Linked DNA regions of Homo sapiens: regions 2, 3, 4 and 5 are each linked to region 1. The links are chromatin contacts, found by Hi-C or POLR2A ChIA-PET in ENCODE. All regions are on one chromosome and are shown on one strand. Each heading gives the region's core, a stretch centred on a gene start or an enhancer-like site at or near the end of the contact. The rest is flanking DNA. Distances are from core to core; before and after follow the strand shown.

Evidence for each region. A loop is a pair of places that touch in the nucleus more often than their neighbours do. ChIA-PET counts read pairs that join two places held with the same protein, here RNA polymerase II (POLR2A). Pooled maps may share reads with other maps.
Region 2: a map of breast epithelium shows a loop between it and region 1 (26-fold over the local background). The contact joins the enhancer-like site here to the promoter of KIF2C in region 1. A Hi-C loop is called at or near these places in 1 of 168 maps with a recorded cell type or tissue (breast epithelium). POLR2A ChIA-PET finds 5 or more read pairs at or near these places in 2 of 52 experiments (RWPE1 and T-cell).
Region 3: a pooled map shows a loop between it and region 1 (4-fold over the local background). The contact joins the promoter of ATP6V0B here to the promoter of KIF2C in region 1. A Hi-C loop is called at or near these places in 5 of 50 pooled maps.
Region 4: a pooled map shows a loop between it and region 1 (2.4-fold over the local background). The contact joins the enhancer-like site here to the promoter of KIF2C in region 1. A Hi-C loop is called at or near these places in 1 of 37 single-sample maps with no recorded cell type and 2 of 50 pooled maps. POLR2A ChIA-PET finds 5 or more read pairs at or near these places in 3 of 52 experiments (A673, H1 and activated B cell).
Region 5: a loop to region 1 is called in a pooled map, with 4 times the contacts of the local background. The contact joins the promoter of DMAP1 here to the promoter of KIF2C in region 1. A Hi-C loop is called at or near these places in 5 of 50 pooled maps. POLR2A ChIA-PET finds 5 or more read pairs at or near these places in 9 of 52 experiments (A549, H1, HEK293T and 6 more).

What each region holds. Positions count from the first base shown.
Region 1 is chr1:44,738,488-44,741,225 of GRCh38, forward strand. KIF2C (kinesin family member 2C) reads left to right here and starts at 1,350. Exons shown (of 21, transcript NM_006845.4): 1 at 1,350-1,515; 2 at 2,426-2,520. The coding sequence starts at 1,446. RefSeq lists an enhancer at 1,001-1,170.
Region 2 is chr1:43,857,139-43,859,876 of GRCh38, forward strand. All of the region lies in intron 5 of ST3GAL3 (ST3 beta-galactoside alpha-2,3-sialyltransferase 3), which reads left to right. Among named protein-coding and RNA genes, the nearest start is that of MIR6079, 20 kb to the left of the region's middle. RefSeq lists an enhancer at 982-1,600. Within about 2 kb of position 1,338, at least 9 of the 41 ENCODE cell types and tissues checked have a DNase peak (open chromatin) inside an H3K27ac peak, as active enhancers do; they include breast epithelium, where a contact is called at or near this core.
Region 3 is chr1:43,973,648-43,976,385 of GRCh38, forward strand. It overlaps ATP6V0B (ATPase H+ transporting V0 subunit b), which reads left to right and starts at 1,313. Exons shown (of 8, transcript NM_004047.5): 1 at 1,313-1,460; 2 at 2,153-2,201; 3 at 2,443-2,526; 4 at 2,655-2,732. The coding sequence starts at 1,394. It overlaps LOC124904167 (a long non-coding RNA gene), which reads right to left and starts at 1,218. Exons shown (of 2, transcript XR_007066053.1): 1 at 796-1,218; 2 at 1-240. RefSeq lists enhancers at 466-1,299, 882-1,001, 1,052-1,101, 1,300-2,132 and silencers at 1,352-1,401, 1,802-1,851.
Region 4 is chr1:45,393,065-45,395,802 of GRCh38, forward strand. All of the region lies in intron 3 of TESK2 (testis associated actin remodelling kinase 2), which reads right to left. Among named protein-coding and RNA genes, the nearest start is that of TOE1, 54 kb to the left of the region's middle. RefSeq lists an enhancer at 928-997. Within about 2 kb of position 1,332, at least 12 of the 41 ENCODE cell types and tissues checked have a DNase peak (open chromatin) inside an H3K27ac peak, as active enhancers do.
Region 5 is chr1:44,212,147-44,214,884 of GRCh38, forward strand. DMAP1 (DNA methyltransferase 1 associated protein 1) reads left to right here and starts at 1,325. Exons shown (of 10, transcript NM_019100.5): 1 at 1,325-1,712; 2 at 2,204-2,295; 3 at 2,557-2,738. The coding sequence starts at 1,608. RefSeq lists a silencer at 634-733 and enhancers at 1,131-1,425, 1,164-1,403, 2,169-2,670, 2,671-2,738.

The DNA.
Region 1 (2,738 bases), core at 100-2,599:
TCTTCCCGGCCGCCCATCGTCTGGGATGTGGGGAGCGCCTCTGCCCCGCCGCGACCCCGTCTGGGAACTGAGGAGTGTCTCTGCCCCGCCGCCACCCTGTCTGGGAGGTGAGGATCGTCTCTGACTGGCCGCCCCGTCTGAGAAGTGAGGAGCCACTCTGCCCGGCAGCCGCCCCGTCCGGGAGATGAGGAGCGTCTCCTCCCGGCAGCCGCCCCGTCCAGGAGGTGGGGGGAAAGCCCCCGACCGGCCAGCCGCCCCGTCTGGGAGGTGGGGGGCAGCCCCCTCCCAGCCGCCGCCCTGTCTGGGAGGTGGGGGGGGGGGGCGCCTCTGCCCGGCTGCCCCATTTGGGAAGTGAGGAGCCCCTCTGCCCCGCCGCCACCCCATCTGGGAGGTGTACCCAATAGCTCATTGAGAACGGGCCATGATGACGATGGCGGTTTTGTCGAATAGAAAAGGGGGAAATGTGGGGAAAAGAAAGAGAGATCAGATTGTTACTGTGTCTGTGTAGAAAGAAGTAGACATAGGAGACTCCATTTTGTTCTGTACTAAGAAAAATTCTTTTGCCTTGGGATGCTGTTAATCTATAACCTTACCCCCAACCCCGTGCTCTCTGAAACATGTGCTGTGTCCACTAAGGGTTAAATGGAAAAAAAAAAAAAGGAGGACAGGAACTATGTGTCTAGTTCATTATCTCCATTTCCTGGTACCATGCCTAGCAGGTGGTAGACTTCACTCAATAAATATCTGGTGAATCAGTGTCTTTCTGGAAATTTATACATAACTCCTTGAATGAGGCAACATGCTTCTGCACTATTTAATAAGAAAAACTAAGTCAAGTTTCTAATCTGTGGTTTTGTTTTGCTTTGAGAACAGGGTCTTGGCTATGTTGCCCTGTCTGGTCTCGAACTTCTGATCTCGAGCGATCACTCCCACCTCTCCCTTCCTAAGTGTTGGGATTAACAGGAGTGAGCCACCGCGCCCGGCCAAGTCTCCAACTTGCTCGAGGTCACTGAACTTGCAATTGAAGAAGCTACGATTCGAACCCATGTCTGTAGGATCCCAGAGCCCTCATTGTCAAATACATACTGAAGTTTCCCAGTTTTCGGGAACCCCGCAGTACAAGGTGACCGAGGACAATACCAGAAATGGGAGCCCCAGACCCCACGTAGCGGCGAAGTTCCCAGAAGGCACAGCGCTCGGGGGTGTGGCCAGACGCATGGGCGGTGCCAAGCGTAGGAAGATGGTTGGGAACTGCGTCTCCCCCAAGGCTCCGCAGGGCGCCGCTGACTGGCGGAAGCGAGGGCGGGGACAGCGGAATGACGTTTTAAGGACGCTTGCGCGCGGGATTTAAACTGCGGCGGTTTACGCGGCGTTAAGACTTCGTAGGGTTAGCGAAATTGAGGTTTCTTGGTATTGCGCGTTTCTCTTCCTTGCTGACTCTCCGAATGGCCATGGACTCGTCGCTTCAGGCCCGCCTGTTTCCCGGTCTCGCTATCAAGATCCAACGCAGTAATGGTGAGGAGCGGGGTCCCTAGGTCAAGGGGACTCGTGAGCGGTGAGACGACTGAAATTACTGCCCGTCCCCGGACACACAGATGGGCTTTCACTCTCTTTCTCTCCCTCCCTCCTTTTCACACGCACTCACTCCGGGTCTCTGCACTGGCAGTCATTCTTGCCTACACAGGGGTGAGAGTCCCTGCGCTGTACGTGGTCCCTTTCGCAGTCCTCTGGGAGTGGGCGGACCTTCTCCAAGGCTGGTAGACCTCCCAGGGAAGTTGGGACTTCTAAATTCACTTCCCTTCCAAAATTCTCCCCTGAAAATGCCCTGCTCTTATGGGGACCTCGGTCTCCTGGCCCCTTTACTCTCGAATAAATATTGCGCAGTTGCGGTATGTCAGGTAAACGGGACAGACAAGAACCCTGCGCTTGAGGAGCTTGTAGTCGTTCTCTCTTTTGCTTAAGCAGGTACCGCAGTTCTGGCAGGTCTGATACCCGTGTCATTAGGGAAATGGACAGATATGACCGCCAGAAATGAGTTAGGAAAACCCCAAAAGGGCCAGATCCTCAATGCTATGTTGAGGAAAAGTTCATCTAAGGGTTGTGGGGAATCCTGTGCTCAAACATACCTTTTGTATGTTCTCTTTTGTAGGCTCTATCTCTCTTTTTTTGTAGGCTCTCTTGAGTAGGGGTGAATCCTTATCCCATGCAGCTCAGTTTAAAAACCTGTCCCCAGCCCACCTCACTGTGGATATTCTAAAGGTGAAGCCCAGGAGATTTATTTGTTTCTCTTAGTTTTTTTTTTTTTTTTTTTTAAGGTAGCTGCCTGTTCCTTCAGGTTAACTCCACTTTGGGAATCTCTGTGGAATCCTAAAAGTGAAGCTCTCAGGAAAGAGATGGGTAACTCTGGTTTTTTCATACTTTATAGGTTTAATTCACAGTGCCAATGTAAGGACTGTGAACTTGGAGAAATCCTGTGTTTCAGTGGAATGGGCAGAAGGAGGTGCCACAAAGGGCAAAGAGGTAGGTTCTATGAGAATTCCTCTACCACATTTAATGTCTTCCTACATAAAGGATCTGTGCAGAAGTGGAATCTGTGAGAGCCTAGTTTCTGATGCTGTGCTCTTCTCACTCACGCCTGTAATCCCAGAACTTTGGGAGGCTGAGACGGGCAGATCACCTGATGTCAGGAGTTCGAGACCATCCTGGCCAACATGGCGAAACCTGTCTCTACTGAAAAT
Region 2 (2,738 bases), core at 88-2,587, 880 kb before region 1:
TATCCCTTTCTAACTTCTACTGGAAGGTGAATGACAGGCAAAGCCTTGGTAGAATGTCCCAGACAGGCAAAAGGCAGTTTGGAACCTGTTGTGTGCTATAGAATCAAAAGTGATATGAACTGGTCTGCCACAAGATTTTTGAGATACTGGAAATAAGGTTTTTGAAAACATTTATGGCAATTAGAGTAAGTTTATGTTGCTGAATCTAATAAATAAAAAATAGGCCTGGCACAGTGGCATGCACCTGTGGTCTCAGCTATTTGTTACCAAAAAAAACCCAAAAAAACCAAACTTTTAAAAATGGAGCTTATATTTTATATGTGTATTTCCCTCCTTCCTTCCTTCCTTCCTTCCTTCCTTCCCTCTTCCTTCCTTCCTTCCTTCCCTCCTCCTTCCCTCCCTCCCTCCCTTCCTTCCTTTCCTTCCTTCTTTCTTTCCTTCCTCCCTCCCTTCCTTCCTTCCTTCCTTCCTTCCTTCCTTCCTTCCTTCCTTCCTTCCTCGGAGTCTTGCTCTGTCGCCCAGGCTGGAGTGCAATGGTGTGATTTTGGCTCACTGCAACCTCCACCTCCCAGGTTTAAGAGATTCTCCTGTCTCAGCCTCCCAAGTAGCTAGGATTACAGGTGCCCGCCACTATGTCCAGCTAATTTTTGTATCTTTAGTAGAAGCGGGGTTTCACCATGATGGCCAGGCTGGTCTCGAACTCCTGACCTCAGGTGATCCACCTGCCTCAGCCTCCCAAAGTGCTGGGATTACAGGCGTGAGCCACCACGCCTGGCCTTATTTAACTTTTCTAGTGATTCATTTTTATTCTATTTTATAAAATCATCATTCTGTGACAAAATAGAAATTTAAAAAGCAAAACCAACCGATCCCTCTTCACAGATGGTTTGAGAAGTGTCGGACTACAGTGGAAAGAACAGGTTTTTGAAGTGAATAGGGCTGGGTTGCTCAACCTTTCTGAGCCTCACCTTCCTCATCTGTACCTATCTTCCCCAGAGCTAAGAGAAATGGTGCATGGAGACAAAAACATATCCAGGCATATGTGCTCCGCCAGAGGTGAAGACAGAGGATTGTGGGGACACAGAGAAGGCCCTTCAGCTGGAGGAGTGATGAGAGATTGACTGGGGAGACGTCCTGGTGAAGTCTGATGCCTGAACTATGCTGGGAAAGGTGGGGCTTCGGCAGCAAGACCAGACACACTGGTGGGGGCAGCTTCCTCCTTTGCAGACCAGTTCCAGGCTCCAGCCTAGGAGCAGGAACTGTAGGGATGCTTAGAAGCACAGTCCCTGGTGAGAGCAGGCAGGCTGGCTGCATTCCTGTGGTATTTGAGGATTGATCTTGTCAGATTAGCAGCTTTGCTTTTTTTGGTTCAGGTACAAGATCCCCACGTGGGGAGTTCTTGCTGCTTGTGAAGAGCAAAAGCTGGTGAAAGCACAGAACATGATCCTGGCCCTCCTCCTGAGCTGTGTGAGGCTCCCAGCCAGGAGCAAGCAGCCCTGTGAGTTCCTCAGTGAGAGGGAGGGCCCAGGTCTGAGCTCCACCCACACAAGTCCCAGCGATGAGGCAGCAGCTCAGCAGAGAGCAAGATGCTGGCACCTTCAGGACTGTGTCCTGCTTTCCCTACTCTGTCTGCACCTGGGGAGACAGGTCACTCTCTGACTGGTCTCCCCAAATAAATAGCCAGAGCTAGAGGGGAGAAGGAGGGCTGAAGCCTTGCCTCCCCACTGTGGAGGCAGGACATGAGTCTATGCCTGCCTGCCATGATGAGGGCCCTTGGCTCTGCCTTCTGCCCTGATGCAGGCAAAGAGTCCAGATCCAGGCAAATGAAGTGTCAGAGGGAAGCCACGGCCCTACTCAGGGAGCCTGAGTTCAGTGAATCTCTCAGGAGAGAGGTCTGGGCTGGAAGAAAACAAATTGCACGTAGGTCCATACACAGCCCCCAGAGTGTGGATGAGATTGTCCAGGGTGATGTGGCGAGTATTGGGCCACGTGGCCTCTGTTCTCAGGAGTTCCTGGTCAGGGAAACACACACCTGACAGTTGGCAGCATCACGAAAAAAGGCCTGTTGACAGCTGGCCCTGTGACATCTTTGTGGCCCTTGTGTTGGGATAGACCCATCCTCTCTCCCTCGGTTTCAAGGGCTTAGTATGCGGAAGTTTCCTACACTGGACAACTTCCGAACATAGTTTGAAAACAGAAGATTGGGGCTGGGCACGGTGGCGACCAGCCTGACCGACATGGAGAAACCCCATCTCTACCAAAAATACAAAATTAGCCTGGTGTGGTGGTGCATGCCTGTAATCCCAGCTACTCAGGAGGCTGAGGCAGGAGAATCGCTTGAACCTGGGAGGCGAAGGTTGCAGTGAGCCGAGATCACGCCATTGCACTCCAGCCTGGGCGACAGAGTGAGACTCCATCTCAAAAAAAAAAGAAAAAAAACCAGATGATTGGAAAAACAAAATGACACCTTTGGCTTTGCTGCTCAGCCCCTTCAGATAGTGTGTCTGGGCCACAGGCCAATTGCCAGTTGCGGAACTTGCTCTAAGAAGCAAATGCCCAAATGGAGCAAGTCCTCCAAATGGGGCAAGGCATGTGCTTGAGGCCTGAGCTCAGAAACCAGCTCTGATGAGGGCTGGCTCTGTACCTGCTGTCTCCACTGGCCTTGCTCCCATGTGTCCAAGGTGACTATGATCAGTGAGGTTCTGGCCAGGTTAAGGGCTGTCTCCACCACATTCCCC
Region 3 (2,738 bases), core at 63-2,562, 760 kb before region 1:
AAGGAGTGAAAAAGACCTTTGGGCTTAAACATGAACCAACATGGCGGATGCTTCAAGCAAGTGGGGTTGCTGGGCCCTAAAGGTGGAGAGGGGTGAAATGAAAAGACTCGCCTCTTCTTCCCCACATTTGTTGAGAATCTGGTCACAGTGGCATTGTCGAGGGTATTGAAGGTGAACAAAGGAGATGTGGTCCCTGCCCTCAGGGAATGCCTAGTCTAATGGTGGAGGCAGAGCTGTAAGCTAACAAGGTAACCCAGACAAAGTGGGCATCAGTCATGTGTTCTACAAATATGTACTGAGGACACACTCTGTGCCAGGTACTGGAAATACAGCAGTGAGCGACACAAAAGCCATGGTGCTTCCACTCTTCCAGGGGAGTTGGACAAATAAAATACTTAGTATGCCAAATGGTGATCAGTAAGTACCGTGAGAAATGTAAAGCTGGGAAGCAGAGGAGCGTTTAAGTGGGGTGGAATATTAAACAGAATGGTCAGAGAAGGCCTTTTCAAGAAGGTGAGCAAAAACTGAAAGGAAGTTACAGGATGAGCCGCATGTATAGTTAGGAGAAGCAGAGAGAGCAAGTGCAAGGGCAGTGAGGTCGCGGTATGGTTGGCACGTTCAAAGAAATAGCAAGGAGGGCAGTGCAGCCAGAGGAGGGAGTTAGTGGGGGAATATTAGAAGGTGAAGTCAGCTGAGGGGCGTGGGGAGCCTAGCAGGCTATTGTGAGAACTTTGGCTTTTCTCCTGAATGAAATGGGAGCCATCAGGGCATTTCGACAGGGTAGTGACATCTTACTGAAGCTTAATAAGCATCACCAGGACATCGCGGGAGCCCAGCAAACGCGCTTCCCTGCCACTGGGTTAGGGAAGGCTTGCCGGAAGGACGATTTCGGAGGACAGCAGGTGTTAGCCAGGCAGCGGAGCGAGCGCCAACAGGCGCACTGGGGCGGAGAGACGCCGTGAGCAAGGTGAGGCAGAGGGCACGCGCGGCGCCACCCGCCACAGGCTAGGACGCACGGCTGCCAGAGAGGACGCCTTAGGGGCCCGCGAGCAGGCTCGGGAATAAAACAGGGCTGGCAGGGCGAGGTGGAGAGACTCGAGAAGGACCGGCCAGATGTCGAAGTTCCTAGAGAGGAGGGCGCCCAAGCCTCCGCCGAGACGCGTGACTACAACTACCACAATCCCCAGCGCCTGCGGTTCCAGCGTCGCCTTGCTCTAGACGGGCGGCGGCGCTGCGCGGGGAACCGGCGTGGGGTCACGTGGTACCGGCGCATCACGTGGGCGAGTTAGGTGACGCTGCGGGGCGGGCGGACAGACTGCGGGACGGACGGTGGACGCTGGGACGCGTTTGTAGCTCCGGCCCCGCCGTTCCGACCCCCGCCGCCGTCGCCGCCATGACGGGGCTAGCACTGCTCTACTCCGGGGTCTTCGTGGCCTTCTGGGCCTGCGCGCTGGCCGTGGGTGAGGCCGGGTCCTGGCGGGCGGGAGCAGCATCGCGGCCGAGCTGGCCGGGTCGGAACTCGGCGGGGAAGTGGCCTGCGGGGAATACTGGCCCCCCGCGCGCTCTGCACCCGAGGCTCTGGGGACTTGCGCCTGCGAGGGCCTCTGACTCCGACAAAGGAGACCCGGATTTCCAGCTGCTTGAGGAGGGGTGCGGGCGGGTAGGGGCCGCGAGGGCAGCACTCCCCCGTCCTGCCACTATCGCTGTCTCCCCTCGCTCCCACGTCTCACTGCTGTCCCCCCTTTCTTGCTCCTGACCGGCCCGCTCGGTCACAAGCCGGCTGCTCCGGTTCCTCTTTTCCCAGTCGCTTTGCCCTCCCCCACCCACAGCTTGTTGGGTAAACAGCGGAACGGACTGGGCCGGCGGGATCTGGCTGGAGCGCTTGCTCCCTCGGTCCCGCCTCGGATTCGGGCTTGCGGGTGGCGACCCTGCCTGCGCAGGTGCTTGGTCTGGGAGGTGGTTTTAGCGAGGGAATGGCAGAAAATGGAGGCCTAAGCAGAGGAATCTGTCTACACAGCTGTACTGTCACCTGGGGGCAGCCTGAGGACGCCCCTTCAGGGAGGTGGCCCTTCAGCTCGGCAGCTACTTTAGGTTGAAGAACTTCTCTCTACCGAGCAGCCCGTAACCCCCTTTTTCTCCCTCACTGCTGCAGGAGTCTGCTACACCATTTTTGATTTGGGCTTCCGCTTTGATGTGGCATGGTAAGGGAGGGCAGGGGGAGGATTCCCCTTGAAGCTTCTTCCCTGCAGCCTCTCTTCTTTTCTCTGGTCTGAGTCCCTCCCCCACACCACTGCCTGCCTGGGACATGGACCTTTGGGAAATACGCGGTCAGTTGTTGCCTGTAGAACTGGTGGTGGGGTTGAAGGGGGTTTGAGGGGTTAAGATTTTGTGCTCCGCTTCCCTGCTAGAGCTGAACTGCTTTCTTCTCTGCTTCCACAACAGGTTCCTGACGGAGACTTCGCCCTTCATGTGGTCCAACCTGGGCATTGGCCTAGCTATCTCCCTGTCTGTGGTTGGGGCAGCCTGGTGAGTATTGGGGTGGTGGGACTGGGGGCAGGGGCTGAGTCATGGCAGGTGGTGTCACTGGGGTCTTAGGCATGCTGAGGGCAGTGACAGCTTGGGCTCTGCTCATCAGTTTTTTATCCTTCCACCAGGGGCATCTATATTACCGGCTCCTCCATCATTGGTGGAGGAGTGAAGGCCCCCAGGATCAAGACCAAGAACCTGGTCAGGTAAGT
Region 4 (2,738 bases), core at 82-2,581, 650 kb after region 1:
TAAAGAAGTCAGGCAATAGGATTCTACTAGAAAAACAATGGCTACATTTTAAAATCATGGGTTTTTCTAGAAGCTGAAAAGACCTGGTTTGGATGTGACACACCCTTGCTTTTCTTCCTCCCAGGCCCACTATTATTTTGACCACACCATCTACAGAGATGTCATAGCACATCCAGGCAGGCACTGGCTTCATAGGAGAGTTTTCTGTCTGCTTTCTTCCCACCCTCTACTCAAATAACCATATCACAATCGTGTCACACAACTCTACTTCTACGTGCAACTTTACTGCCTAACCTCTCCCAAATCATTCCTAATGGAAAACCACCACCACATCCAAAGTGGTGTCACAGAGCTGGCAAGCTGAGACATGCATTAGCTTTATATTGGAAAAAGAGCGGCCGGGCATAGTGGCTCATGTCTGTAATCCCAGCACTTTGGGAGGCCAAGGTGGGAGGATCACGAGGTCAAGAGATCAAGACCATCCTGGCCAACATGGTGAAACCCCATCTCTACTAAAAATACAAAAATTAGCCAGGCGTGGTGGTGGGCGTCTGTAGTCCCAGCTACTCGGGAGGCTGAGGCAGGAGAATAGCTTGAACCTGGGAGATGGAGGTTGCAGTGAGCTAAGATTGTGCCACTGCACTTCAGCCTGGGTGACAGTGAGACTCCGTCTCAAAAAAAAAAAAAAAAAGAGCTTGAACAGAGTTAATCACTCTAAATGTTGTAAAAAAACAATATACTATAAAGAGGAAATATTACTCATCCTTGACAGGGAAGTGACATGTGCCTAGAAAAGCACGTAACATCAACAATAAGTTTTCACTAAAGTTTTTATTGCTAACTATATCAAAAATCGAAATGAAGCCTCAAATCATTGTCATGTCACAAGACCTTAAAAATTTATATTCTGAATGATTTTTATTCCCCTATCCCCATACCCCACCCCAAATCATACCAGCTAGAATTACTTAACTCAGGAAGGGGGTGCTTTCTTAATGCATGTGCTTTGAGAGTAAGTGATTACTCAACTTTGTTATTTTTAGTTTCATATGACATACAGATTCATGTTGAGAAGGAGGGTTGCTTTTTTTTTTGAGACAAGGTCTTGCTCTGTCGCCCAGTCTGGAGTGCGGTGGCACAGTGCAATAGTGTGATCATAAGCTCGCTGCAGCCTCAACCTCCCAGTCTCAAGTGACTCTCCTGTCTCACTGTCTCAGCCTCCTGAGCAGCTGGGACTACAGGCACACACCACAGCTGGCTTTTTTTTTTTTTTTTTTTTTGGTAGAGACAGGGTCTCACTGTGTTGCCTAGGCTGGTCTCAAGTTCCTGGCCTCAAGTGATCTTCCTGCCTTGGCTTCCCAAAGTAAGCCACCACACTAGGCCAAGGATTGCTTTTGTACTTTAGACCACTGTGGAAACAAACCCATGAAGGATCTTGTCAAAATGCAGACTCGCACTCTGTAGGTCAGGGATGGGGCCTAAGAATCTGAATTTCTAAACTCCCAGGTGATGCTGATGTCGCTTGGTCTACAGACTACATGCAGTGAGTAGCAAAGCCTTTAAACAAATGACTGTTTATCACTGCTCTAAAGATAGTAAGACCAACAGGAAACTCTTTTTTTTTTTTTTTTTTTTTTTTTTTTTAAAGACAGAGCCGCACTCTGTTGCCCAGGCTGCAGTACAATGGCTCAGTCTTGGTTCACTGCACCTCTGCCTCCTGAGTTCAAGCGATTCTCCTGCCTCAGCCTCCCGAGTAGCTGGGATTAGAGGCGGCCACCACACCTGGCTAATTTTTGTATTTTTAGTAGAGACGGGGTGTTTCACCATGTTGGCTAGGCTGGTCTCGAACTCCTGACCTCAAGTGATCCGCCCGTCTCAGCCTCCCAAAAGGCTGGGATTACAGGCATTAGCCACTGCACCCGGCCCCAACAGGAAACTCTTAACTCTGATACTACTGGTAAACTAGACTTTGTCTAGAGACTAGAGTCTTTTCTATAGCATGATTTACCATTCCCCATAAAGTGTCATTATTAAGCTTTTCCACATCTTTGCCTTTTCTCAGACTGTTCCCACTACCTAAAATGCCCCTCTCTTCATTTCCACATACCTTACTTAACGATGGGGATACATTCTGAGAAATGCATTCTTAGGTGATTTTGTGGTTGCATAATCATAGAGTGTACTTACATAAACCTGGATGGTATAGCCTACAATACCCTCAGGCTATACGGTAGAGTCTATTGATCCTAGGCTACAAGCCTGTACAGCATATTACTGTACTGAATACTGTAGACAACTGCAACAAAATGGTAAGTTTTGTGTATCTTAACATATCTAAACATAGAAAAGGTACAGTAAAAATATGGTATTATAATCTCATGGAACCACCATCATGTATGCGGTCTGTTGTTGACCAAAACATCTTATGCACTGCATTACTGTAGTTAGATTCTACTCATCCTCAAATACCAGTTCAAATACTTCCTTCTCATGTTCTTCAACTACCAAGGCAGCCATTTACACTCCTTTCTTTTCTTTTCTTTTCTTTTTTTTTTTTTTTGAGACAAGGTCCCACTCTGTCACCCAGGCTGGAGTGCAGTGTTGCAATTACAGCTCACTGCAACCTTGAACTCCTGGGCTCAAACAATCTTTCTGCCTCACCCTCCCAAATATGCTAGGATTACAGGTGTGAGCCACCATGCCCAGCCTATATCACCTTCCTATAGCATCATTTCCAA
Region 5 (2,738 bases), core at 75-2,574, 530 kb before region 1:
CATTCCTTTATGTACTGTGATCCCTGTCTTCACAGAAATGAGTCTATTAGAGATATATATTAAACAAGTAATTACACAATTAATTAACTACAACTAGGGTCAAGTGTTTCAGGCAGCCAATTGCTCTCTCCCTTTCTGGCTCCAAGGACCATTTCCTTACCCTGTGGACAATTTCTGCTGTAAGACTGTGACTTCCTCCGGCAACTGTTTGGAGCTCAGTGGATCCATCCAGGAATCAGACCCAGGAACAGGTTTGTACCTCCAGGCCTAGTTCTCCAAAGTTTTGGGGACTAGTCAGGCTTGTGGCTACAGCTGTTGTATCCCCTTGTCTTCTCCAGGCCAGAACAGGCTACACCACTTATAGCTAACTTGCGCAAACTGTCTGCTCCTCTAGTCCCTGCTGGTATCTTTGGCAGGTCTCGACTTGGGGTCTGGCCTTCTTAATGCCTTAACAAGCCCCACCCTATCCCACAGGCTATGTGTCCTTCAAATTGACAGGCTGGTTTGCAGACTGCTGAAGCTGGGAGCTGCTTTCCTTGTCCCTTGTGCCCTTCCTCAGGACCTCCTGTCTCTCTCTTTCCAGGAAGATCCCCAGGTTTATTCCCTTGAGGGATACTTCTAAGCTGGTTCCTGCTTGGGGCTGTGTTTTGGGCTTCTTCGTAGCCCAAAGAGTGCAGCTAGCTCCTGTACTAGTGAAGTGCCACGAAGCTGGCCTCCAGGAAATCCCCACGAGGCCACAACCCACAGCTATCTCCATCAGAGGAGGTGCAAATGAGGGCCCACACCTTACTCCATTTTGGCAGCCGCCCTAGGAAGCTCTGCCTTTATTTCTTCATCTTCAAGCTTATCACAATTTGAAGTTTATCTCTTCACCTCCAAGCTTAGCACAGTGCCTAGTACATATTAGCACTTAATGAAGAGGGGGCAATTCAAATCATTAACTCATTTAATAAAAAAATAGTAAATGTCCCACGCACCGTGCTAATGTTTTACAAGGATTCTTGGTATTTCATTTACACAGGTGCCATTACAATTTCCATTCGGCAAATAAAGAAAAAGGTCCAGAGAAATTAAGTGACTTCCCAAAGTCACAAAGTTCTGGTATCTCTTCACTGCCTGAGACGCAACGGAGCATCGTAGAGGGAAAATGCCAGAAAGCAGGCAGTGCACCAATGAAAACAGGCTCGCGGGAGAACCAAAGGGTGGCAAGCTCAGCACGGCCAGTAGCTTTCACCCTCGGTTGCCAGTCGGCTTCGTTTCCTACAACACCGACCGGAAGTGTTTCTGTCGGCCGCGTTCCGAATGAGCACCGCCGGAAGTTTCTGCCGCGGCTTTGCGGGGACGGGGGAGTGGTAGTGGGGGCTGCAGCTGCCGGACCCAGGTGCGGAAGTGCGAGGGCCCAGGTGGCTGAAGGGGCCGTTAGGAACATCCAAGCGGTGGGGCACAGGCAGATCCCCGACCTGACCTGGACCACCCTTCTCCTCTTGGCCCGCCCCTTCAACTCGCCTCCGCTTAGGTCTGGATTGGCCCCGCCCCCTGACCTGAGCCTGGTCCTTCTTCAGGCACTGACCCTTGACCTCCGGTGGCTCCCCCATCTCTCAGGCGCGATGGCTACGGGCGCGGATGTACGGGACATTCTAGAACTCGGGGGTCCAGAAGGGGATGCAGCCTCTGGGACCATCAGCAAGAAGGACATTATCAACCCGGACAAGGTAGCAGGGGCACCTGAAAGCGTTGACTAGGGGAGGGTAGGGGAGTGAAGATGGGGAGGAGTGACAACGGGCAAGGGATGGGTGCTACACTTACAGTGAGTTGGGCGATAAAAGGGGTGACATAACAGGACAGGGAATATGTGTCATCCTTGATGGGAGGGAGGAGATGGGACATCGTGGGAGATGGTGGGACCAAGAGGGTATGACACCTCTAAGAGCTGAGAGGACCAGGCAAGTGTGATTTTTGCAAGATATTGTTGGGGAGAGATCAAGACATTGTAACAGTCTGAGAGTTGGTGGGATGGGGAGGGGACTGCTCTGATTTGGGCGTAGGATGGTGTTCCTGGGAGTGGGTTTCTGTGCCTTTACAGTGTGTCAGTTTGCCTGTCATTGACCCTGTAGGTGCTGCTTTGTTCAGGGATTGAGCTGGACTAAAGAATTTTCAGGAAAGGGTCTAGGTTGTGGTTCCTTTCTGTGGTTTCCTTCCTCAGAAAAAATCCAAGAAGTCCTCTGAGACACTGACTTTCAAGAGGCCCGAGGGCATGCACCGGGAAGTCTATGCCTTGCTCTACTCTGACAAGAAGCAAGTATTGGAGTCCCAAGTCCCCCAGGTTTTGGCCCCTGATTCACCTGCCATGCCCCTAACTCCTAGTTTTCTCTAACAATTTTCTCCTCCCCAGCAAGGGCTCCTGCTTGCTTAGCAGGATGCAGGAGGACCTGAAGTCTTTTGCTCCAGGACATGACTTTCTTGCTATAGGGTAGGGTAGATCAGCTCCCTGGGACAAAAAGCTCTTTAACACACCTTCTGATTCTAACCTCGCATCTCCCTAAACCTCCCTGCCAGGGATGCACCCCCACTGCTACCCAGTGACACTGGCCAGGGATACCGTACAGTGAAGGCCAAGTTGGGCTCCAAGAAGGTGCGGCCTTGGAAGTGGATGCCATTCACCAACCCGGCCCGCAAGGACGGAGCAATGTTCTTCCACTGGCGACGTGCAGCGGAGGAGGGCAAGGACTACCCCTTTG